2 separate regions of the Homo sapiens genome follow, and region 1 is linked to region 2. A link is a loop called in an ENCODE intact Hi-C map of the cell type or tissue named here. Cell type or tissue: transverse colon. All regions are shown on one strand. Links, peaks and the distances in the headings refer to the core of each region. The heading gives the core; the rest is flanking DNA.

What was found. Hi-C counts contacts between places; a loop is a spot of excess contacts. Peaks named below come from ENCODE experiments on the same cell type or tissue, not always from the same donor. Only the 100,000 strongest peaks of a DNase experiment are listed, where the experiment ranks them.
Region 1: a loop joins it to region 2, with 4 times the contacts of the local background. A loop is called at or near these places in 6 of 110 quality-filtered maps.

The regions. Positions count from the first base shown.
Region 1 is chr11:128,315,691-128,328,474 of GRCh38, forward strand. The region is part of intron 1 of LOC124902787 (a long non-coding RNA gene); the gene reads right to left. Among named protein-coding and RNA genes, the nearest start is that of LINC02098, 110 kb to the left of the region's middle. RefSeq lists an enhancer at 8,534-9,668. In transverse colon, for the core only: a CTCF peak has its summit at 7,875; DNase peaks (open chromatin) are centred at 3,391, 7,842 and 9,141; H3K27ac peaks cover 1,686 bases.
Region 2 is chr11:128,365,952-128,378,735 of GRCh38, forward strand. It overlaps LOC124902788 (a long non-coding RNA gene), which reads right to left and starts at 8,063. Exons shown (of 2, transcript XR_007062947.1): 1 at 7,852-8,063; 2 at 7,008-7,722. RefSeq lists an enhancer at 1,773-1,862. In transverse colon, for the core only: no CTCF peak of the experiment used is centred there; no DNase peak of the experiment used is centred there.

The sequences.
Region 1 (12,784 bases), core at 3,278-11,277, 49 kb before region 2:
AGTGACCTTTACTCCAGTTCCCAATACGTTCCTCATCTCCATCTGAGACCACCTCAGGCTGAACTTCATTGTCCATATCACTATCAACATTTTGGTCAAAACCATTCAACAAGTCTCTAGGATGTTCCAAACTTTCCCACATCTTTCTGTCTTCTTCTGAGCCCTCCAAACTGTTCCAACCTCTGCCCATTACCCAGTTCCAAAATTGCTTCCACATTATTGGGTATCTTTATAGCAGTGCCCCACTCCCAGTACCAATTTTCTGTATTAGTACGTTCTCACACTGCTATAAATAACTAGCTGAGACTGGGTAATTTATGAAGAAAAGAGGTTTAGTTGACTCACAGTTCTGCAAGCTGTACAGGAAGCAGGAAGTTCCTGGGAGGCCTCAGGAAACTTACAATCATGGTGGAAGGCTGAAGGGAATCAAGCACCTTCTTCACATGATGTCAGAAGAGAGAGAGCAAATGGGGAAGTGCCACACACTTTTAAACCATTATGTCTCATGAGAACTCACTCACTATTATGAAAATAACAAGGGGGAAATTCGCCCCCATGATCCAATTGCTTTCCACTAGACTTCTTCCAATTCAACATGAGATTTGGGTGAGGACACGAATCCAAACAGTATCAAATCATTATTCTGATTTTCTCAAGTTTAACTGAATTCTCAAATGATACTGACAGATTTATCTTAAAGTTTATATTCTTTTCATGTCTCAAAGTTATATTTCTCTTGAAACAAATGAATATAGGTTCTTTAGAGATGGTATCTGCATTTTATAGTCTGTACTAAAAAGCTTATTTTCTGATGGGCCACTCATCTAAAATGAGTGTGTTAAATCATAAAAGGAAACAGCTGGTCAAATTCACCAGTAAGCATAGCATAAATGAGTGTCCATGTAACTAGTGAATGGTGATATACTCAACACATTTGATAAATATTTTCTACATTGGTCAGTGGAATATTAAGATGATAATATGTTGAACCTATCTTCAAAGAGTCTGTAGTTTTATGAGGAAGATGACACATAAGCAGTTTATTTCAACATCATGTGGTAATTTTCTGATAAACAGCAAAACTGGGTGCAATAGGTGAACAAAAAAAGGAACGAGGCCCAACTGGTTAGTGTGTGTGTGTGTTTGCAGATGCATCATGTAGTGAGGTGATGGAAGAGATAGGGAGGAACAAATGTTATATCTCCAATTAAGAATCAATATTATTGATTATTGAATAGTTAGACTTTTCTTGTTTATCATCATCTTGATATGCTACATTAGTTTGAAAGTGACCACTTCCTTCTTATCGGGACTTTCACTATAACTGTCCAGAGTCTTCTTGTGTTAATAAGGAGTAATGAGATCAAGTAGATAAGACAGCTGTGATGACATTTTCTGCATTTCTTTACTTTCTAAGAAATGCTCTGCCATCAGAGAAGGAAAGACAACTTCTTCCTTGCTACTAATGGCACGTTTCTACTCAGTTATCCTGGCCAGGTCTGTACGATCTTGCTCAAGCCCCTTCCTGAGCATTCCATCAAACCCAAGGAAGCTTCCTGAGAAAGTCTCAATCCTGCCTGTAGGATTGCCCTGGGACTTGTCTTTGGAAGAGATGGAAGAGCTTATGTTTAGGTGAAAGAAGAGACCAGCCTTCTCAAATGTCAAAATATCCAAAGTGGCTAATATGCAGGTCTGGTATCAAAAGCTTATGGAAATTCCTTCAATTGAGAAGCAGTTTATGGATCCTGCTGGAGACTCGAAAGTCAAATTAGGGTATTTCAACTGCAGTCATAATCATAATGCTTATTCATAGATAAATGAATTTGCGTTCAAGGAAAAGAAGTTCAAGGTATTCTAAATTTAGTGATTTCTATCTAACTAGACTATCAGAAAGCAACAGGCCTACTCCCCTTCTCCCGATGCAAAATGTCTCATACCCAATATTTGATACAGTAAAAATAAAAACATACAAAATTATTCTACATGTATAATTAAACCATTTTTAAAGAGATAGTTTATTGTGTGTCATTATGTGGTTCAATGACTCTTTGCAGTACATAACTAATCCAAAAATTTATTTACAACTTAGAATCTAAAAAAAAATGATAGGCTTATATCTGGTTAAAAAACAATAGCCCATCATGTTTCTCTAATTTTCTTGCCTGCCAAGAAGCTCAGGAAGTGGTACTGCTCAAGCAAGTAGCTCAGTGTTTCCCAAAGGGTGCTCCACAGAGTTCTACTGCACGATGATTTTAAAAACATTTGTTTAATGACATAAATGTGAGAAAATAAATGTACAATTCCATCAGTATATTAACAATTCTAAGAGATCTAATAATAAATGTTTATATTTATGTATTTGTTTATTTTTATTTCAATAGCTTTTGGGGAACAGATGGTTTTTACATGGATAGATTCTTTATTGTTGATTTCTGAGATTTTGGCGCCCCTGTCACCTGAGCAGTGTACACTGTACCCAATGTTAGACTTTTATTCCTCACCCCCTTCCCACCCTTCTCCCTGAGTCCCCAAAGTCCATTATATTATTCTTATGCCTTTGTGTCCTCATAACTTAGCTCCCACTTATAAGTAAGAGTATACAATGTTTGTTTTTTCATTCTTGTATTACTTCACTTAGAATAATGATCTCCAACTCCATCTAGATTGCTGTGGATGCCATTATGTTGTTCCTTTTTATGGCTGAGTAGTATTCCATGGTATACACACACACACACACACACATATGTATTACATTTTCTGTATCCACTCATTTGTTGGTGGGCTGGTTCCATATTTTTGCAATTGCAAATTGTGCTGCTATAAACACAAATGTGCAAGTGTCTTTTTCACATAATGACTTCTTTTCTTCTGGGTAGATACCCAGCAGTGGGATTGCTGGATCAAATGGTAATTCTTCCTTTAGTTCTTTAAGAAATCTTCATACTGTTCGAATTTGTTTTATCCAATCTTTCCTAAACTTATCCGACTGTAGAATTCTGCCTTTGCATAATATCTGCTATTTCAAAGCTCACAAAGTTGGGAAAGGCTGACCTAGGCCGTTGACTGATTTATTTCCCTCTTCCTTCTAAAGGTCCATTTTGTTTTTCTCTACTTCCATGCCTATCTTCCATATATGGATTATAAGGCACAGATAATAAACTGTGAGTGGGGGCAAGTCTGTATGTATATGTAGTAAACACACCACAAAAGGTGTACGTTCTGCTCTGCTTCTTCCCCCGCTCCCCCCTTTAGCTATTGAGCTCAAGCTTGTTCCTGGCAGGACCTGCACATAGCAATATAGCCTTCTAGGGAAAACCCAAAGCCCTTCAGGAAGTGGTATGCGATGATGTACTATAGTAGCTGGTATGTTTCCTTCTGAGTCAGGGCTACCACAAGGGGGTCCCCAGGATTTGACACCTCTCTGAAAAGATGCCAAGATGCTGGTGCCGAGGTCATGACTGCCTCTCCCTTTGTTAAGGGCCCTCTAGGGCTTTTCCCAAGTCACTGAGATTAATAGAATCCAAACCAGATTTCAGCCCAGGCCCTCCCCTCTCTTTGAATTACCGTTGCTTCCTTATTTTTTTCTCTTCTTTTTTTTTTTTTTTTCATTGAGACAGAGTCTCGCTCTGTCACCCAGGCTAGAGTGCAGTGGTGTCATCTCGGCTCACTGCAATCTCCACCTCTCGGGTTCAAGCAATTCTCCTGCCTCAGCCTCTTGAGTAGCTGGGATTACAGGTGTGTGCCACCATGCCTGGCTAATTTTTGTATTTTTAGTAGAGATGGGGTTTCACCATGTTGGTCAGGCTAGTCTCGAACTCCTGACCTCGTGATCCGCCTGCCTTGGCCTCCCAAAGTGCTGGGATCACAGACGTGAGCCACCGTGCCCTGCCTGCTTCCTTGTTTTAATGCTTCCTTGGAGTATCTTCAGTCTCCCGTTTATGGTTTCACATCCTTCTACCATGAAAGGCACACTTCAGTGCTGCATCCAAAGCAGCGTCATAAAGATGTTCCCATGGGTTCATTTCGCATTTGCTCCCAAATCTTCCACATGAGAAGACTAACTTAAAAGGGTTCCTGAAACATACCATATGCCTGGAGCAGTATTAATAATGCCGTTTCACATGTTTAGAGATCTTTAACTCTTCTTCCCTGTGCTGGTCAGTGCACGTCTTCAGAGGCTCAGTTCTATAGGGCTCTGTCAGGCTGATTCTTACAGAAAAATACTCCCATGCTCCTTATATAAGGAATTAACACTACTGTGAAAGAATCCTAGAACCATTGCCATTTAGTTGAAATCTTGCTTCTTTTATGCAAATTAATAATAATATAATTATTAAGAGAGTTCAGAAGTGCTAGCCAGTTTCTCTTTTGTCAGCAGCTGTCTGGAAAGCTTTTACCTAGAGAACAACTTTACATTCTAGAGCTTCTTTTCTCTAGAAGACTCCAGATAATTCTCAAACCATTCTCTTTGAAAGATGGAGAAAACTAGGCCCAGTGGAAGGCAGTGAATCTCCACTGGCTGCTTTCGAACCTGTTCCAGATTCAGTGTACAGAACCTCAGTCCTAGGTCAACTTTCCAACATATGGCACTGCTTCCTGGACACAATCTGTCATTTAAAAAATAATGTTTATAAAACATTGATCTGTGAACCAGAATCTCCTGGAGTGCTTATTTTAAGATTAAATTTTAGTGGAAAAATTGGTGAAATCTGAATAAAGTCTGTAAATAGTAAGTGAATAGTATGCGAAAATTAAGTGAATAGTAATGTTCCACAATTGTGTATGAAATTAACGTTGCGCTTTTGGGTATTTAACCAAGTGAATTGAAAGCAGGGACTTGAACAGATATTTGCAAACCCAGGTTCATAGCTGCATTGTTCACAATAGTCAATAGGTAGAAACAATACACATATCCATCAACACACAAATGAAGAAAGAAAACGTGGTATATACATGCAATTGAATATTATTGAGACTTACAAAGGAATGAAATTCTGACACATGCTGCAATATAAATGAACCTTGAAGACACTACGTTAAGTGAGACAAGCCAGATACAAAAGGGCAAATATTGCATGATTTCATCTATATGAGGTACCTAACAGAGTCAAATCCATAGAGACAGAAAGTAGAATGATGGCTGCCAAGACAGAACGGAGTGTTATCATTCAATGGCTACATAGTTTCCATTTGGGAAGATAAAAGATGGATGATGGTGATGGTTGCCCAGCAATGTGAATGAATATTCTTAATGCCATTGAACTGTACACTTAAAATAATTAAAATAGTAAATGTTATATTATGTATATTTTACCACAATTTTTTAAATTAAAATTAGGGGAAATGGAATGGAGGTGAAGGGTATACTAAATTCACAATACTGTCTGTGTGACTTTCTTTGTAGCTCTAAAATGATTTCCCAAAATAGTTGATTTTTTTTAAGCCACTAATGGAGGACTAGACGTTCACCATAAACAACAACAAGAAAAATATATTTCTGGCCTCCACACTAAACTGTATCAGAATCTCTGGAGTTGGGAGGTGGGCAAGGCACTTTATTTTTAATAAGTTTTAAAATTTAAGAACCACCTTTTCTTCAAGTTATTTCTAATAATTATGTTCTTTCTTCCTACCTCTTTCATCAATAATGGAATGAAATCTGTGTGTGAATTTCCAGGCCACCAATTTTGTAGGTGGATGTTGCTTCATGACTGTGCTCTGGTTAGGCTTCGGGGCTCAGCGAGGACCACTGGGAGTGTATGTAACCCCAGAACTAATGGTGTCGTCAGGCCCCCACCCCTTCCCCAGATCCTCTCTCTGTGGCTCCCACTTTCTTTTCACTTCCACTTCTCTACCTTAGAAAAAAGGCTCCATTCCTGAGAAACTTAGTAACCATGAGTTGATTAGGTCATGCCCAAGCTCATTTCCCTCTCCTTCCTCACCCTCTTTGAATGACCCCTTTCAAAAAGGGTCAGGGTCAGATTTGTAATGGAATACAAGAACAACAAGCAAGAAAATGTGACAAGAGCATTGAGCTTTAAAACCTTATTGTGTCGATGCTACACTCAATAAAAAGGAAAAAACAGTGGTCATGGGCATGTCAGGCTGGGGACTTGGAGGCTAGAAGTGAGTCCTGTTTCCTCCATGAAAGCCACAGCACTTTACTTCTCAGTGACTCAGTTTCCCACTTGTAAAATGGGAGAGGTGGAAGAGAAAGACTCTAAGGGTTTCCCCATCTTTGAAAGAGTGTGATTGAAAAAAATAAGACCATCCTGACCTGAAGTGGCCACTATCCTTAGGAGCAAACTTGCACAATTAGCAGCTCAACGCTCAACATTTCTTTTCTTATCTCTTTTTTTTTTTTCTTTTTTTCTTTGAGACAGGGTTTCACTCTCATCACCCAGACTGGAGTGCAGTGGCATGACCTCGGCTCACTGCAACCTCTGCCTCCTAGGCTCAAGTCATTCTCCTGCCTCAGCCTCCCAAGTAGCTGGGACTACAGGCGTGCACTGTCTTGTCCGGCTAATTTTTGTATTTTTAGCAGAGACAGGGTTTCACAATGTTGGCCAGGCTGGTCTCAAACTCCTATTTCAAGTGATCTACCCGCCTTGGCTTCCCAAAGTGCTGGGATTACAGGCATGAGCCACCGCGCCCAGCCAGCAGCTCAACATTTCTTAATAAAGATGGAACACTAAGATGATTCAAACTAAACTTCTAAATGTAAGAAGATTATATGACTGAGTCAACTTTTCCAACACCTCTAAAAGAGAGGAGTGTTGGGAGGAGAGAGGCACTGGTGGCCTCTGAGAGACCGTGAGGTGACTCTGTTTTCTGATGTGTATGTAAGTGGCTCCTGTCTTATTCTTTATTGAAGAAAAGGAAACTGTGACAGCAACAAGTTTGGTGTTTAGAAGAAGACAAGAATGTGGGGGCTTGCTGATGCCCCCACGCTCTCTTCTCATTTTTCTCCTCACTCGTGATTTCTGGCCAAGCAAACAGTTCCCTGGAGGATGGCATGACCTTGAGTGGGCTGGTCTAGTCTTTGGAGCTTTGGAAGCCGGGATGCTGAAGTTTGGAGATGGTATGCTTGCTGCTCAGGGTTGGAAGCTTAGGTACTTAATAAAGTCTGAAAGCTGTTGTTCCAACAGGGATAACCAGTGCCCCAAAGCCACTCTGAGCAGCACTGAGTTAGCAGCTCCAGCCAGACTAGAAGAAGGGAAGCAGGTCAACTGAGAGCTGACACAGAGAGCCCAAAGCAGGGTGGGAAAAAAGGGGGCAACACAGACAGATTGAGATGAGAGGGCTCCCTTCTGCCAGAATTGCCCTTCCCGCATGAGCCAGGGTTGTCTAGGCACAGCAGCTTCCTTAAGCATCCCTAAATTCACCTTCCTGGGCTCTGGGGTATCAAAATCTTGTAAGCAGTCCCACAGGCCTGCCAGAACTTTGTCATTCCTCCTGCTGCTTTGACTGACTTTGGGAACTGGATGATCCTTCTGCCTGGTTTGTGGACTCTTGATTTTATTCTTGCTGCCACTAAGGCTGCTATAATGGTTGTCGGATTTCCTTGGAACTTGAAGATGGGCAGAGGGTGCTTTCATAGTTACTGACAAGGTAATGTCAGGAGCACTCATTTCCCTGACTCTGGAGATGAAAGCAAACAAAAACAAAAACAATAAGCAGTTTATATTGGGCCAACCATCTGTGGTTAAGGAGAAAGGCCAAGCAATGACTACAGCTTCCCAGCCCAAACAGGCTCCAGGAAAGAGGGCTCAGTTCACAGGCTGGGAATATGGACAGCCAGAGACACTAAGGCCGGTTATGAGCTTTCATGAATCTGAGCTGGAGCCTCATCTGCCTGTTTTGCATTTCAGACAGGAGGAGGCAGTGTGGATGAGACTGTCAGAACTGGCAGCATTTCCCCTTGCAACTCCACAACTTATTTGCTGAGTGACCTTGAGCAAGCTCCTTAACCTCTGAGAGGCTTCAATTCTCTACCTGTGAAACAGAACCAGCAACATTTCATTAAAAGTTAAGGAACCTGGAGCATAATGACATTTCTCTATTAGAGCTTTCTCGGCTTGCCCCTTGGTAATTTTTGCCTTTCAGCACCTTTCTGGAAAGAAATGAAATGAGTAGTGTCTTCTTGTGAATAGGTGTCTTTTATAGAGTTATGGAAAAAATAATTCCCTTGCCCCGGCACCTTTCTTTCGTTGCTAGTTGTGCCACTGACTTGTTGCATATCCTGGATCCAGTCAGTTTTCTTTTCCTTGCCACTAGACCAACACTAGATCTTATAGCAGCCCCCATATACAAATGATTTCCACAGGATCCTCATGCTGCGTGTTCTCAGGCTCCTGATAGTGAGTGTTGAACCATCAGGCCATTCAGAGTTCACTGAATATGACTTTTGCAATAAAGATTAGATCCTAATAATCCCTGCTCACAACACGATTACTAGCTAATCCGTCCCAGTCGAGGGTTTCTTTTCTCCTTTGAGTCACAAGGAATCCTTATTACATGAAAGATGAAAACATGAAATGCCTATCAGAGATATCACCACATGCACCGCCCCCCGAACCAGGCCGTGGGGTCGGTCAACGAGTTCTCCCTGTGGTTTGGATGCTGACACCTGAGTGACTCCCCTCATGAGCTCAGAAGCAGAGAGAGGGAACTGTTTTCAGAGCAGAGAGGTGGCTTAGAGGAAACATGTACAGGACTTGGCAAAGAACCTGACTCCATGTGAATGCTCACTCCGTGTGAAATTGTTCTTATTATAGTGATTTGTGGGGAAGAAATAACCAAGGAGGGAAATAAACAACCACAGTGACAAGATAAAGGAAGAAACCTAGGCCCTAGAAAGGAAAGTTTTCTAGGCTGATTTCTACCCCTGAAATGCACCCATCGACTCTTCTGGAAACTCAACTGTGCCTCCCACCTCTGAGGTCAGCCCCTCCCGGGGCTAACTGCAGCCCAAGCAAGCCCCCGTGGCAGGAGTGTGGCAGGGGCCTTCAGCTCACCCACCTCTGCTCTCTGAACATGGCACAACGAGCCTGTCAGACCACTTGCAGCCCTGCTATTTGATCTTATCGGGCCCTGTCAGGGAGGTGAAGTGCATGCGTCAAGAAGTTCGTGCCTGTTCATCATTGTGGTTGCCCCGAAGTGGAGCAGGCAAGGTAACACTTGAAGCCATTTTTGCAGAGAATTGCACAAACAGCAGCGGGTGTCATAGACTCAGTGGTTCCACTTCGGATCGAGAAAACACCCACAGAATGGTAGAGGCTGCTAAAGAAACACCACAAAACACAGAGCAACATATACTCATGCACACACACCAGAGCAGTGTGAACCAAAGCCCCGGGCAGGAGGACGTGCTGTGTGCCAACAAAAAACAAAAGGGGAGATGCATTATTTGTTTTGGGGTAGAAAGGTTGCGGGACTGAGGCTCTGCTGCAGACAGATGGGCGCTACACTTATTTGTTGGGTGGCAGAAAAGTTGGGGGACTGAGGCTCTGCTGCAGATGGGTGGGCACTGTATGACTTTCTTTGAGGAAGGCACTTCTGAGAGTGAGAAAAAAAAACAACTGATAGTTCTTGGAGCTTGAAACTGAGAGTTTCTACTATGGAGAATTGAAAACAATTTCCTTCTGAGGGAGAAGGTAGATGGAGCAAGGGAAGTCCAAATTAGGCCCCTTTTGGAGGTAATAGATATTTTCAATCTGCTAAGCAGTGAAGCAGGCAGAAACTGACAATTGTTATAATTATTCTTGTATAAAGTAAATAAGATTTTTCTCAAAGGAGAAAGCACCTGTTGATTTGGCTAAGTTAAGCATTAGAAACACCTGAACTTACCGTTACACATTCTTCAATTTGGCAAATGCAATACAAGAGTGAATGAGACAAACCTTGACTTGTTCTCATATAATTTATTATCTAGTAGAAGAAGACATTAAGGAAACAGACACTGAAATATATAATTATGAATTATGATTTGTGTTTTGAAGAGAGTGTTCAGTGTTTATGAGACAGAATATCTGTTTTTACCTAGAAGTTTGATTGTCTATTCAATACGCATTTTAAAAGTAGTTATTCCATGTAAAATTGTAGGGATATACAGGAATTATTGATATATGATCTTTACTTTCCAAGAGCTCAAAACCTTTTAAGGGACTCAGGCACGCTGATAGATAAATAGTAGTATTTAAAAGTAGAAATAAGGCCAGGCGCGGTGGCTCATGCCTGTAATGCCAGCACTTTGGGAGGCTGAGGTGGGTGGATCACCTGAGGTTGGGAGTTTGAGACCAGCCTGACCAACATGAAGAAACCCTGTCTCTACTAAAAATACAAAATTAGCCAGGCGTGGTGGCGCATGCCTGTAATCCCAGCTACTCTCAGGAGGCTGAGGCAGGAGAAACGCTTGAACCAAAGAGGTGGAGGTTGCAGTGAGCCGAGAGTGTGCCATTGCACTCCAGCCTGGGCAACAAGAGCAAAACTCCGTCTCAAAAAAACAAAACAAAACAAAAACAACAACAAATAAAAGTAGAAATGAGAGATTTATCACGAAATTATTCTAAAACCTACATTTTTTCTAGAAAAAATATGAATAGGCTTTGTGCTATATACTTCTTCCAGTTATCCAGATCTGAGCTTTTTAAAAAAAATATAATTAAGCTTAACAAACACGAAAGATATTACTATTCACCTGGTGGAAACCATCCAACTATGGGCATTGCATTTTACAGCAGTGCTTCTGAAGCTTTAATGGATGTGTAATTATCTGTGGAATTTGTTGTTAATAAAATGCAGATTCTGATTCAATCTGTCTGGAGTGGACCCTGGGATTTCACATTTTTTTGTATCAATTTTGCAGATAATGGGATGCTAGTGATCTACAGAGCACAGTTGGAGTAGCAAGGTCTTAAGGAAGAAATCAAATTCTACAATATTATGTTCAATTAGTATTCTTTCACTCAACATAAATTTATTGCATATCAGCTATGGAGTCTGGTTATATGAAGCCTTAATCATCCCTTCCCTTACAAAAGCAATTAGAAAACAAATTTAATTTTTTTTACAAAAGAGTTCTGAACTCCATATTGGCTTGACTCATGGTAGTGTTGTGTTGGATGATATAAATTTGTATTGACATAAATGTATTTGGCAGAGGTTGTTCTGAAACTCAACGCAACTCACAGACACTCTCATGCGAGCAGAGACCATCCCTCTGGAGCAGAGAGCACAATGTGCCTTCTGCCTCCCTCCCCAACTCATCACCTTCCCTCTCAACGTCCTTCTGCCCGGCTGCCCCTCAGGCAGGCGGCCCCAGAGGCCGTGGGCATGCTGCTGTCCCTCCCCACAGTGATACTCATCACCAAAATGAAACCTGACACCAGAATTGTCATCTTACTGAGAAGATGATAAAACTCATTTAACCTTTCCACTCAATAGGCTGATAATTCCCTCTGTCCTGATGAACGTTGGTGAGGTTCACTGAAGAGACTCAAGTTACCAAGGGCATGCTAATGCAAGGGTTATTCTTTCCTTTTCACATTAGGAGTTCACTTCTACCCAATCATTTTCAAACTTCACAGAAATGGAATTTCCATACTCAGATATGAAGAAAGCACCTTGATTTCCTCCACCTTCACATCATGAAGAACATCGAAGCTGGGATGAACGATGAAAGGAGGTAATATTCTAGGCATAGACAAAGCCCTTTCTCCACTGCCTTCAGGCTGTCAGGGAAGTAATTGATGTGTCTCCCAGAGCACAATCGCTTCACACTTTCAACACCTTTTTGTCCTGCTGCGAATTAAACCTGTCACTTTGTCTAATTCTCCATTGGTAAGAAGCATTCACTGCCAGAGACTTGTCAATGGGGGTGTGATTACTTGCACTGATAGCAACTGTAATATTTAATATTCCCCAAATGAGGGACAACCCTGAGAAGACAGAAAAAAAAAAGGCACATTTTGTAGAAGGAGTAGTTGTTCTTCATTGTGTAACTTCAAGGGAATTACTGTCTACACTGTCGGAACTAACTCGATTCAAATCCAAATTTTTTAATAGGAAGAGCTAGCCAGAGATTTGAGAGACAATTTGAGTAAAATGACTCTAGGTGTGTAGTTGTTCATTCAAGATGCTTATGCACACTTTCCATGGGAAGGCACTATTACAGACCCTTTCCATTGTTTAAGGGGAAAATATTTTGAAAAGGGGGAGGATCAGCTAACAGGAGATATAGGGAATATGATATACATAAAGGAGAATATGATGAGGCTGTGGGTGAGGAGGGTTGGACTCTAAATCGAGTTCTACCCTCAGCAGGCTGTGAGAATTTGAGCTCACCCAGTTCCCAATTGCTCCATTTGTTTAATGAGGAGAACTGAATTCTTGGTAAAGCTAATGTTTCACGACTTCGTTTGATTAAAACCTTCCCATCTTCTAAGGAAATTGTATCTCTCCCAATTCTTCATTTTGCAAGTGATTTCTGGTCTGGTACTAAACCACTCAACATAAGAAGACCTGGGGTAATCAGCCGGGCGTGGTGGCACATGCCTGTCATCCCAGCTACTCGGGAGGCTGAGGCAGGAGAATTGCTTGAACCCGGGAAGTGGAGGTTGCAGTGAGCCGAGATCGTGCCACTGCACTCCAGCCTGGGCAGCAAAGAGAGACTCCATCTCAAAAACAAACAAAAAAAGAAGCCCAGGAGAACATGATACGAACTTCACAGTCAATTACTCATCCTACACTACCTAAAAGGCAAGTCTACATATCTCAGTGGGTG
Region 2 (12,784 bases), core at 2,442-10,441:
ACGGTAATTGTGCCTTGATTTCCAGCACATATTTCTATCAATAACTTCATTTTAAAATCACTAGGGCCTTCTGTTGTTGTTGCTTCTGAAAGCTGATACTAGAAGTGATGTACTCCAAGAAGCCCCTTTGAAAACTTTGTTATGTAATATTACTTACAACAATCCATCCTTTCCTTTCTGCATTACCACTGTATTGCCGATTTTCCTTCTGCGTCAGTTTTTGTTTATAAACATTAACGCATCACATTTTAGGCTCTGCTAAGGTGAAATGCTGTCAAAATAAATATACTTTTTCAAAACTCATTTCCATTTCCTCTCTTCCCCAATTTCCTATTGCAATAAAGCTCTTCTTCTTTTTTGTTAATGTCCTTGATTTTGACATTGTTTTTCCTAACAGGCTTCGAAAATACCATCTTTACCAATGTGATTATTCTAGAACACATCTATTCTCAATTCTTATATTCTTACATATCTTTTTCCTAGCCCTGCCTTTCATCCTTTTTGGCCAACTAAAGAAGTCCTCCCACCACCCAACTTTTCACGTCATCTGTAACACTAAAACTATTTCAAGTTTTAACCGCTGCTAGAAAGAGGATTTTAACAACCCATGATTTGCCACAGCCATACATTTTATTTGTATACCATCCTGTCCTTTATCTAGAACTAGACTGTCTATCATTTCTTCCTTCAATATGGTGTGGTCATATTGCCAACAATACACATTTTGAGCATCAACCTTACTTAAGGACACAAAAGCTATGAAACATGTTGTATACCACTGAAAGCTACAGGCAGTATGTGATTCAGATGATGGATGCTCCATAATGGATAAAAGGTTCAGAGAAATTCTTCCGGGTCAGATCAAGCTGGAAATGGCAGTGAAGAAAGGGGAGAACATAGCCCATTGGAAAGGAAGAGGAAAATTGTTCCACAGGTTATGCCTTGATTTAATAATTGGTTGTATAATATTGGTAGATATGTAAACATAATTCAATTAAAAAAGACTTCCAAAAAATCTTTCTAAAAGACAAAAATATCATCTATTTATATGCACTGAAGCAAAAATTAAAAAACTTCTTTATATTAGCCGGAGGCGGTGGTGCATGTTGTGAGCCCAGCTACTCAGGAGGCTTAGGCTGGAGAATCATTTGAGCCCAGGAGTTCAAGGCCAGCCTGAGCAATAGTAAGACCCTCATCTCAAAAAATAAATTAATTAAAATAAAGATAGAGATAACTTTATATTAATTTTCTGAATATTAAAAACATAAGCAAAGTAATATATACTTGGCATATATTTATATACTTTAATCAGTTTATTAGTCATAGCTGCCTCTAAAACTGTGTCAGGAGTATTTTTTTGAAGAATATATATTTTATTAAGTTAGTACTGTTATTTTTCAGTTTTTCCTTAAAGTTTTCTACAATCTGCTTAAAAGCTGAATTTTCATTTCATCAACTTGTAATTACTGGCATTATCAATTCTTCTTTTAGCCCATTTTACTTTTTATTGAGAAAACACTGTAAGTGCTTAGGGGAATTAAGAACAAATTCTGCTAAAGAGGGGATATTCTTAATTCTAATTTTTTTACAAGGAAATATGTAAGCATTTCAGCTCAAAGATTCTTAAAGTTTCTGCTTTTGGATTCCAACCAAATTATTTTATTTTATTTTATTTTACTTTTTTACAAGATCTGGCTCTATCACCCAGGCTGGAGTGAAGGAGTGCAATCTAGTCTCAATGCAACCTCTGCCTCCCAGGCTGAAACCACCCTCTCGCCTCAGCTTCCCGAGTAGCTAGGATGACAGGCACGCACCACCACCCCCGGATAATTTTTGTTTTTGTTTTTGTTCTCACTTTCGTTTTCGTTTTGGTAGAGACGAGGGTTTTGCCATGTTACCCAGGCTGGTCTCGTAAGCTCAAGCGATCAGCCTGTCTCGGCCTCCCAAAGTGCTGGGACTACAGGTGGGAGCCAATGCACCCAGCCCAAATTACTTTATTTGACAAATGTTTTATAGGCTCAAACCTTTCAAATAACATATCTCTATTTATAATTTTTCAATGTCTCACAGAATGTAAATGCTGTAAAATTATAAGTCATCTCAACTTAATTCCATTCTTTTAGAGAATATAAGTGCATCTAATTAAAAATAAAAGTTCCATTTAAAAAATCTTCCCCCAAATAGGTATATTTCAAATTTCCATTGAATTTCAGAATTAGAGCTTCTATTTGAGCTCTCAGTCTCATTTGACCAGGTAAGCCCCTGCATTTGTATTCAAAGTCAGTTCCTCTTCTGTATTTTTTATTTTCAAGATATTTCTGCTTGCAAATTTTGTTTTTAGTAATTGCAGTTTTCTAAAATCTTCAAAAGGTAAAGTTTTGTTGTATGCAAATCATTTAAAGTTATGGTAAAATTTAAAAACTTAGCCAGGCATGGTGTCATATACCTGTAGTCCCAGATGCTCAGGAGGCTGAGTCAGGAAGACTGCTTGAGTCCAGGAGTTCAAGGCTGCAGTGAACTTTGATTAAACCAACACACTCCAACCTGGGCCACAAAAGTAGACCCTCTCTCAAAAAAAAAATTTTTTTAATTAAAGAAAGATTCCCAAATGACTTGGACCAAAACACAATTAAATTTCAGAGAACTTATTTATAAAAAACCATGTAATAACTTTATAAGACATTCAGGTCAATTAATATAAAATTTAAACATTTGTAAAATTGATGGCAGGTAGAAAAGGACATCTTTTTATTTATATTTTTTTATATTTAAAATTTATAACAAAAAATTTAAATTTACCTATTAGCTCTAATGCTCTAAGGCATTCATTATATGTATCAAAAACTTTTCTTGTGCACATGAGAATAGTATTCCTTATATACCATCTTGGCAGAATTGAGAAAATATCTCTCAAATAACATTTTTGTCTTCTGTCATTCAGATAAGAAACTTGGTAGAATATACTAATATAAAATTGGCAACATGTAACTGCTAGTGAATATTTTATTCTCTACATGGGGCCAACACAATAGTTGCTATTACTTTGGTTTTTGTATTATGCCTGCAGAAAAACTTGGAATTAAAAACAAAAAGAAATTAAATTGGAAGAACAGCCATTTAAAACCATACATGAAAAGTCAAGCTTCAAGCATTATACGTAAAAAGCACCTTCTAGAACTACAGATACTAAATTATTGTCTTCAGGTACCATCTTCTTAAAATAACTACTAATTTTCTAGGAGATGCTGATGCCACTTCAGCAGATTTGTGTGTTCTTGTTTCTATGTGGTCAGTGAGAGCACCACAGCCTCCGGGGTAGATGGTGCCCCTGGACAAATACTTGGTGCAAGTTACAGAGTCATCACCAACTTTCTTGAGAATGAAAACTTAGTACTTAAACTGTTATTAAACAGGCATTTTGATTATTTTTTAACTTATTTCTGTCAAAAGGGTTTATTGCAAAAATAAAAAAGTATTACAAAGCAATGAAATAGTGGCTATAGATCTATACCATACAATAAGTAGCAAAAATACCATAGCAAAATCATGCACACGACTCACTCCATTCTCTATACGCTGTAGAGTGTACAGGACTGCTTGGCTTCTATATCATGTCCGTCTAATAGAATTTCCCACCCTTGCGGTCGATCCTGCTGACTGGAAGCCTGACAGCCTCACACGTCTCTCAGGCCATGTCACAACTGGCTAGTGAAGCAAGGGTCCATGAGCACAGCAACTTCCAGAGCTTCTCCCAGCTCCACTCACGGCCAGAAAGAATTAGCTACCCCACACTGCTCGTATCTAAACACGCTTTATTATATCATTGAGCATCTGGCATTCCTCCCTTGAAATGGAAGCATTAATTAGCTGTATCCAGAAAGAGGGCCTTAACTACATGTCAAGCTGAGACCTCCTTTCACTATGTGTGAGTCTCATATAGACTAGAAGAGCTCACAGCAGAACCCTTGGGTACAAAGTGGAGGTCTCCCAAACTCAACCCAACAATGTGGTCCTATCAGTTTAGTGCAACCATTAATACTAATGCTTTGTTAGAGAATAAAAAATCCAGAGCTAATGCTAAACTAGCTAGGATGCCGAGCAAAAGGCAAAACCTGGAGACTGTTGAAACTGAGACATATATCACTCCTACTGTATTAGTCCATTTTCACATTGCTGATAAAGACACTCTCGAGACTGGGTAATTTATAAAGAAAAAGAAGTTTAATGGACTTACAGTTCCATGTGGCTGGGGAGGCCTCACAATCATGGCAGGAGGTGAAAGTCACATCTTACATGGTACCAGACAAGAGAGAATGAGAACCACGCAAAAAAAGCAATCCCTTATAAAAACCATGGATCTCATGTGACTTATTCACTACCACAAGAACAGTATGGGGGAAACCACTCCCATGATTCAATTACCTCCCACTGGGTACCTCCCACAACACATGGGAATTATGGGAGCTACAATTCAAGATGAGGTTTGGGTGGGGACACAGAAAAACCATATCACCTACCATAAGCAAACCACAAAAATACATTTTAAACAAAAATTTTCTTAAAATATTTAAATTTCTACATTATAATGTTCAGTAAAGATCATGGTTTTTCTACATAGTTTCTCTACTTTAAAAAATGTCTCTGCTCAGATGAGACTTTGTGTATTCCAGATGGCTTTACAAAACATTAGGTTAAACCGAATGAAGTTGCCCTCTTTGTCATTCAGAAACAGTTGAGTATCACCAAGTTTGTACTGATAATCCTAATATTTAAAACAACCTATAGTTCAGAAGATATGTTGTTGAAACTGAAGAGTAAAAAGAGTTTCGGAGAAACAATAAGAGGACAACATTAAGAAAATATGCACATCCCGAAGAGAATTAGAATGTGGAACATCAAGAGTCATAAAAGTTATACAAAGGTCTTTGCTTTAATTATGTTCCTAAAAATTTATAAAATGTGTTTTGAGCAATGCTTACCCTGAAATATTCTTAAGGGGGTATGAGTTCAAAAACAAAAAAGAAACCAGAGGTTCATAGAGGATACCAGTAATTTGTCTGGCACTTTGCAAAGTGAGAAAGAGAATTGAAAACTGAATGGGACTGATTAGACAAGAAAAGAAAGAAAAGCAAGAACAGATTCTCGGGGAAGAGTGGGCCTTGCCCTGAGGTGTACCAGTCACGCACTTAAAACCCTTTAACATCAAAACCCTGTTTAGCACATGCTAACGCCCAGCTGGAGACAATTTTCAATTCTCCCCTTAATTTTTCTCAGCTGCTGAACTTGTAAGACCCCCCCCCACCCCAACTACATAACGCTCATGTCATGGTTGAAGCTGTCTCACTCTATGCCATAGCATGGGATTTACTGCACTGGTGAGTTACGAGGGAAACTGTCTTATTTTAATTTGGGATGAAAGGGTAGCATGGGGGATTGGGGGACAACTGTACTGGTCTTAGACCTATGATCCACCACAGCTTTGTTACAAACTAGTTGTGTCAACAGACAGTCACTGCTTTTTTCTAGATTCCACAGATAAAGGGGGAGCTTGAACCATTAAACTCCTAGGTGATCTAGAAGTTTTCCTTAAATTAGAATATTTTCCTTAATTTAGAATAATGCAAAATTAGCTGACTGCTACTGTTTCAATATTTGTGTTCTTAGGTGGCTCCCAGAGAAGGGAAAAAAAGAGTGAAGTCCCAGGAATCTTTAATTAACATGGAAAAAGTTACAAGATCAACAGAGACAGAGCAGGGCAAAGTAGAGGTTGGGGGAAGTGGGAATGAATATGTATACTTTCAAACTATTTCTTACCAAACCTGCCTCTGGGAGCCGTGCAAAAGGAACATCATTTAAAGAGTTTATTTTTGCTTCTTGCTGAGATCTGTGTGACTGAAATTCAGCCTTGTTTTTTTTTTATCCTCCTGCTGTTTTTCTGTTAGTTCAGAACTGAGCATTTGAGAGATATTTTGACTCTGAAAAAAAAAATAAACTGCAGGGTAAAGTTCTATGTCTGGACATTTTTCTTATAAAATTTCTGGGGGGTTACATATTTGAGAGACTTCAAAGCATATGTTGTTAATCACTCTTTTGGCATTTCATTAACATTTACAATTCTGACATATTAAATCTAAATGAAATCCTTATTGGAGACATTTAATATATAGTTCAATATGCTATGAGTAGAATAAAATGTCCAAAAGGAGAGAGGAAATGAATTTCCATGTGTGTCTTTCAGGGTAGCATTTTTTTCTTGAAGGATATCCTCCAGAAACTAGAGGATGCCATCGTTAGCTGTTTGCTACCACACCGATAATTCACCTGGTAGTGAATAAAGCTGTTTTAATTACAGATCCTACATGGACCGTAAAATGATAGTCCAATTTTCATTTTTTAGACAGGGAGACTGAAACATTAAGGATATGGGATTCACCAAAGGTCACATGGTGCTTAGTGACATAGTCACGCCTTCCAGCTCTGGCTCTCATATGTATCAGAACATAACATAACCCATCTTATCCCATAGATTAGATGATACTCACTCATGGAAATTTCATTGTCAGTCTTCCATCCCACATTTGCTATATGGCCTTAGGATCCTTACAGCCTAATTTTTCTATTAAGTTGGAGGTTTTCACCTTCTTGTTGAAAGTTGGAAATTTAGAGCAAATAAGTTAGTTCATAGTAAGAATATATTAGAGATATTCAAGCAGGAGGGGCCAGGGAAAGTAGATTTAAGAGAAATTACTCCATCTCTTTTCCTTTAAGTATTTTTTTCTCTGGGAATTTTTCCACTGTTCCTCCAAAGATCAGAACATTGAGAAATATTAAGACCTGATGTTAGCAAAAGTCTGTTAGCATTAATTAACCCAGCTTGGTTTTCACTAGGGTGCCTATAGTGTTTTAGCTTCTATTTCAAAACTCAAAATAGTCTGAAACCCAAAGTTAGTTTTTAGTAAATGAGTCACTGAAATTCCTTTGAAAATAAAACCTGATATAGACTGATATATTTATTTATAGTTTTTATTTATCCTACAAAGTATGAATATTCAACAAATATTGATGCATTTATTTAAAAGGTGTGTCTTCAGACCCTGCTGGGGTGATAATGTAGTGGTAGAGGCATTATATTACATTTCTAAGATTCAGAAAATCTCAAATTACAAGACACATCTGGCAATTTGGGATTTTGAATAAGCAAATGTAGACTTGTATTATATGAAAGTTGTGTGCTTTCAGAGCCTTGGAAAAATTCAATGCATGATTTGTGGCACTCAAATGAGATGATGTAACTCAACTTTAAGTCTTGCAGCTAGGCACTGGGCCTATTTTGAGTGGCAGTGTCTCTTATACGTACAGAGCATATTCTGTACCATACCAAAAGAAATCACATTGACTTTCTCAGAGATCATTTCAGGGAAATTCTTGACTTTCTCAGAGGACATTTCAGGGAAATTATTTCCAAGAACTGAAAAGCACCATAGCCTAGATCCAGAAACAATTCTTGTGCTCTGAGTACACACATAAAAACTCATGAGTTGATGGAACTCAGCAAATGCAGCAGTTAGCAATACGCTAGTGAAAATTTTCCCAAATAATGTTTCACTGTCTTGAGGTGGAGAAAAAGGCTGCAATCAAAAATGTTTGAGAGCCGCTTTCATACTGTGTCCTGCTCTTGGAAACTGACCATGCACATTCGCCTATTACATGCTCTGGAAAATCCTGCAAAAACAATAACACAAAAAAACCTGTTTAGCTCATTGTGACCACAAAACTCATCATTTCTGAAAATACCCCATAATGTCTCAAGGTTGATTAACATTTCCATGAAACAAACACTGAGAAAGTTACCTGCTGCCCATTGAACACTGCTAGCAGCTCTGGGTCTCTGGCATTCCCGAATTGGATGACAGACAGAGAACAGCAACCAAGAAACCAGCTCAAGTAGGAAAGATGACAGGCACTCGAATGGGGAAGATTAGTCGGGAAAATAGATGACTTGGAACTTCCTGATTCAATCACTGATTACTGCCTTCAAATGTTTCAATTAATATCTTAAGAGGTTCCTCCTGTAACCAGAGGAATAAAACAAGGTCCTTCAGATAACATTTTCCGACTGGCATATTTTAGCTGAACACAGTTTTTTAAATTGTGTTAAAATACACACAACATAAAATTGCCTATCTTAGCCACGTTTAAATGTACAGTTCAGTCACATTATGTATATTCACATTGTGCAACCATCACCACCATCCATATCCAGAACTTTTTCATCCTCCGAAACTGAAACTCTGAGACCATTAACAATAACTCTCCATTCCCCACTTCCCTTAACCCTGGAAGCTACCAGTCTACTTTCTGTTTCTATGAATTTGATTATTCCAGGTACCTCACATAATTGAAACTGGACAAAAATATTTTACTTTTTGTTACAGGTTTATTTCACTTAATATAATGTCCTCAAGGTTCATCCACATTGTAGCATGTATCAGAATTTTTTTCCTTCTTGAGGCTGAATAATATTCCATTATATGTGTCTACTGCATTTTATTTTGCCATTCATTCCTCAATGGGAACTTGAGTTGCTTACACCTTTTTGCTAGTGTGAATAATGCTGCTATCGACATGGGTGTGCAAATATCTATTTGAGCTTCTGTTTTCCATTTTTTTTTTAGTATATACCCAGGAATAGAATTTCTGGATCCTATGGTAATTTTTTCATGAACCAGCATACTATTTCCCACTATAGTGACACCATTTTACATTTTCATCAACAGAGCAAAAGGGTTCAAATTTCTCTAAATCCTATATTAGTCCGTTTTCACACTGCTGATGAAGACATATCTGAGACCGGGCAATTTACAAAAGAAAGCCTTATTGGACACAGTTCCACGTGGCTGGGGAGGTCTCACAGTCATGGTAGAAGGTGACAGGCACGTCTCACACGGCAGCAGACAAGAGAAGAGAGCTTGTACAGGGAAACTCCCCCTTACATAATCATCAGGTCTTATGAGACTTATTCACTATCATGAGAACAGCAGAGGAAAGACCTGACCCCGTGATTCAATTACCTCCCACTGGGTCCCCCCCACAACATGTGGGAATTCAAGATGAGATTTGGGTGGGGACATGGCCAAACCATATCATTCCTTACTGACACTTGCTATTTCATCGATTTTTTATTTTTATTTTTTAAATGGTACCTATCCTAATTAGAGTGAAATGGTATTTCATTGTGGTTTTACTTTGGATTTATCTAATGATTAGTGATGTTAAGTATCTTTTCATGTGTTTGTTAGCCATTTGTATCTCTTGTCTGGAGAAATGTCTACTTAAGTCTTTTGCCCAATTTGTATTGATGTTGTTTGGTTTTTTGCTGTTGAGTTGTGTGCTGAAGGCAGTTTTTAAAAATCATTAGCTCTTCCTAAAGGTGGGATTCACTGCCTTTTAGGGAATTATTATGATTTCAGGCATTCAAACAGAAGCTGAAAGTATAGCTCTTTATTAATTTAATTGATTGTGTGTGTGTGTGTGTGTGTGTGTGTGACAGATTTTCTCTCTGTCCCCCAGGTTGGAATGCAGTGGCGTGATCTCGGCTCACTGCAACCTCTGCCTCCCAGGTTCAAGTGATTCTCCTGCCTAAGCCTCCCAGATAGCTGGGATTACAGGCACATGCCACCACACCTGGCTAATTTTTGTATTATTAGTAGAGATGGGGTTTAGCCATGTTGGCCAGGCTAGTCTCGAACTCCTGACCTCAAACAATCCAATCGCCTCAGCCTTTCAAAGTGCTGGGATTACAGGCATGAGCCACCATGCACCACCTAGTTGATTTTTGTATTAAAAATGCTTATTGTCCAGTTACATGCATTAATTGACACTTCCATCTGAAATGCCACTAAATTGGAGTTTCAATCACTCACTTAACAAATATTTATTAAACACCTACCATGTGCCAGGCCTATTCTGAGTACTGGGGATAAAGCAGTGAAGAAAGCAGTCTTTGAAACTGAGGAGCTTATATTGTGATATGTGAAGAGATGGGAAAAGTTTGCTTTATTAGAATCACAGGTAGTCATAGGAAGAGAATTTCAGGTAATGGTAACAGTTGCCAAAAAAAAAAAAAAAAAAAGCCTCAAGGCAATAAAATGCTTAGTATCTTCAGAAAGCAACACAGGCTAGTATGGCTGAGAGCCATGAATATAACAGACCACGGTGGGAGATATAATCTGAGTAGGCAGAGCATGTCATGCCAAGGAAGGAAGTTTGCATTTTTGTTCTAAAGATAAAGGAAACAGTGGAGAACTTTGAGCAGTGGAAGTACATGATCAGATTTAGATTTTGGAAGGCTCACTACTCTGTCTGCTGTGTAGAGAATATTCATAGCAGGACAAAAATGTCACTGCCATAGCAGCTACCACATGGCTCTACAATTGTTTTTTGTTTGTTTGTTTCTGCTTTCTCCATTAGACTCTAAGTTCTTTGAAGGATAAATCCACATAATATTCTCAAAGTCTAATACACAGTAATTAAATAAATTATAATACATTGAAGGATAACTAATCCTTACAATTTTTTGGGATAAGTGAATTATGTTTTAATATCTTCTATTTTAAAGATAGGAAAGCTGAGTTACAAGTGATGATATGTCCCAAACTGATAAGCTTTAAAGTCAAGACTGAAAACTGAGTCCCAGCACAGGAGCCAGATATTTCTTAATTGTGTCGGAAGCCAGGCTTTCCTTTAGTTATTTCTTCAAGTACTCACTGAGCCCTTACTAAGGTCTAGTAAGCTCTTACTCGCCAGGCAGTCTGCTAGACCTTAAGGATTCAGCAGTAAATAAAACCAACAAAAAATCCTACTTTAATGAAATTTGCATTTTAGATAACCTCAGGATTTCTACACTTCTAAGATATTACAATGTGATACTCTAATTCAGGGAAGGTATATCTCTAATTGCATAAAGGGGTAAAATAAAATATCTCCTAGAAATGGAAGAAGAAGAATTAAGGAAAACTGTTTTGTTTTCTTTTTTTCTTTTTTGTGGTTTATTTTATTTTATTTTTTATTTATTTTTATTATTATTTTTTATTACACTTCAAGTTCTAGGGTACATGTGCACAACGTGCAGGTTTGTTACATATGTATACATGTGCCATGTTGGTGTGCTGCACCCATTAACTCGTCATTTACATTAGGTATATCTCCTAATGCTATCCCTCCCCCTGTCCCCCACCCCACGACAGGCCCCAGTGTGTGATGTTCCCCACCCTGTGTCCAAGTGTTCTCATTGTTCAATTCCCACCTATGAGTGAGAACATGTGGTGTTCTTTTTGTCCTTGGGATACTTTGCTTTTTTGTTTGTTTTTTTTTTTGTCCTTCTGATAGTTTGCTGAGAATGATGGTTTCCAGCTTCATCCCTATCCCTACAAAGGACATGAACTCATCCTTTTTTATGGCTGCATAGTATTCCATGGTGTATATGTGCCACATTTTCTTAATCCTGTCTATCATTGATGGACATTTGGATTGGTTCCAAGTCTTTGCCATTGTGAATAGTGCTGCAATAAACATACGTGTGCATGTGTCTTTATAGCAGCATGATTTATAATCCTTTGGGTATATACCCAGTAATGGGATGGCTGGGTCAAATGGTATTTCTAGTTCTAGATCCTTGAGGAATCACCACACTGTCTTCCACAATGGTTGAACCAGTTTACAGTCCCACCAACAGTGTAAAACTGTTCCTATTTCTCCACATCCTCTCCAGCACCTGTTGTTTCCTGTATTTTTAATGATCGCCATTCTAAGTGGTGTGAGATGGTATCTCATTGTGGTTTTGATTTGCATATCTCTGATGGCCAGTGATGATGAGCATTTTTTATGTGTCTGTTGGCTGCATAAATGACTTCTTTTGAGAAGTGTCTGTTCATATCCTTCATCCACTTTTTGATGGGGTTGTTTGTCCCCATCAAGCTACCAATGACTTTCTTCACAGAATTGGAAAAAGCTACTTTAAAGTTCATATGGAACCAAAAAAGAGCCCGCATTGCCAAGTCAATCCTAAGCAAAAAGAACAAAGCTGGAGGCATCATGCTACCTGACTTCAAACTATACTACAAGGCTACAGTAACCAAAACAGCATGGTACTGGCACCAAAACAGAGATATAGACCAATGGAACAGAACAGAGCCCTCAGAAGTAATACCACACATCTACAACCATCTGATCTTTGACAAACCTGACAAAAACAAGAAATGGGGAAAGGATTCCCTATTTAATAAATGGTGCTGGGAAAACTGGCTAGCCATATGTAGAAAACTGAAGATGGATCCCTTCCTTATACCTTATACAAAAATTAATTCAAGATGGATTAAAGACTTAAATGTTAGACCTAAAACCATAAAAACCCTAGAAGAAAATCTAGGCAATACCATTCAGGACATAGGCATGGGCAAGGACTTCATGTCTCAAACACCAAAAGCAATGGCAACAAAAGCCAAAATTGACAAATGGGATCTAATTAAACTAAAGAGCTTCTGCACAGCAAAAGAGACTACCATCAGAGTGAACAGGCAACCTACAGAATGGGAGAAAATTTTTGCAATCTACTCATCTGACAAAAGGCTGATATCCGGAATCTACAAAGAACTCAAATAAATTTGCTTTGTTTTCTAGAAGCAAATGTATTTATGCTTCCTAAATCTGCCCTTTACAGGTTTTTATTGGTCAACAAGCCACAATTCAGAAGAATGGGACATACCACACCCAGAAACCACTGGCC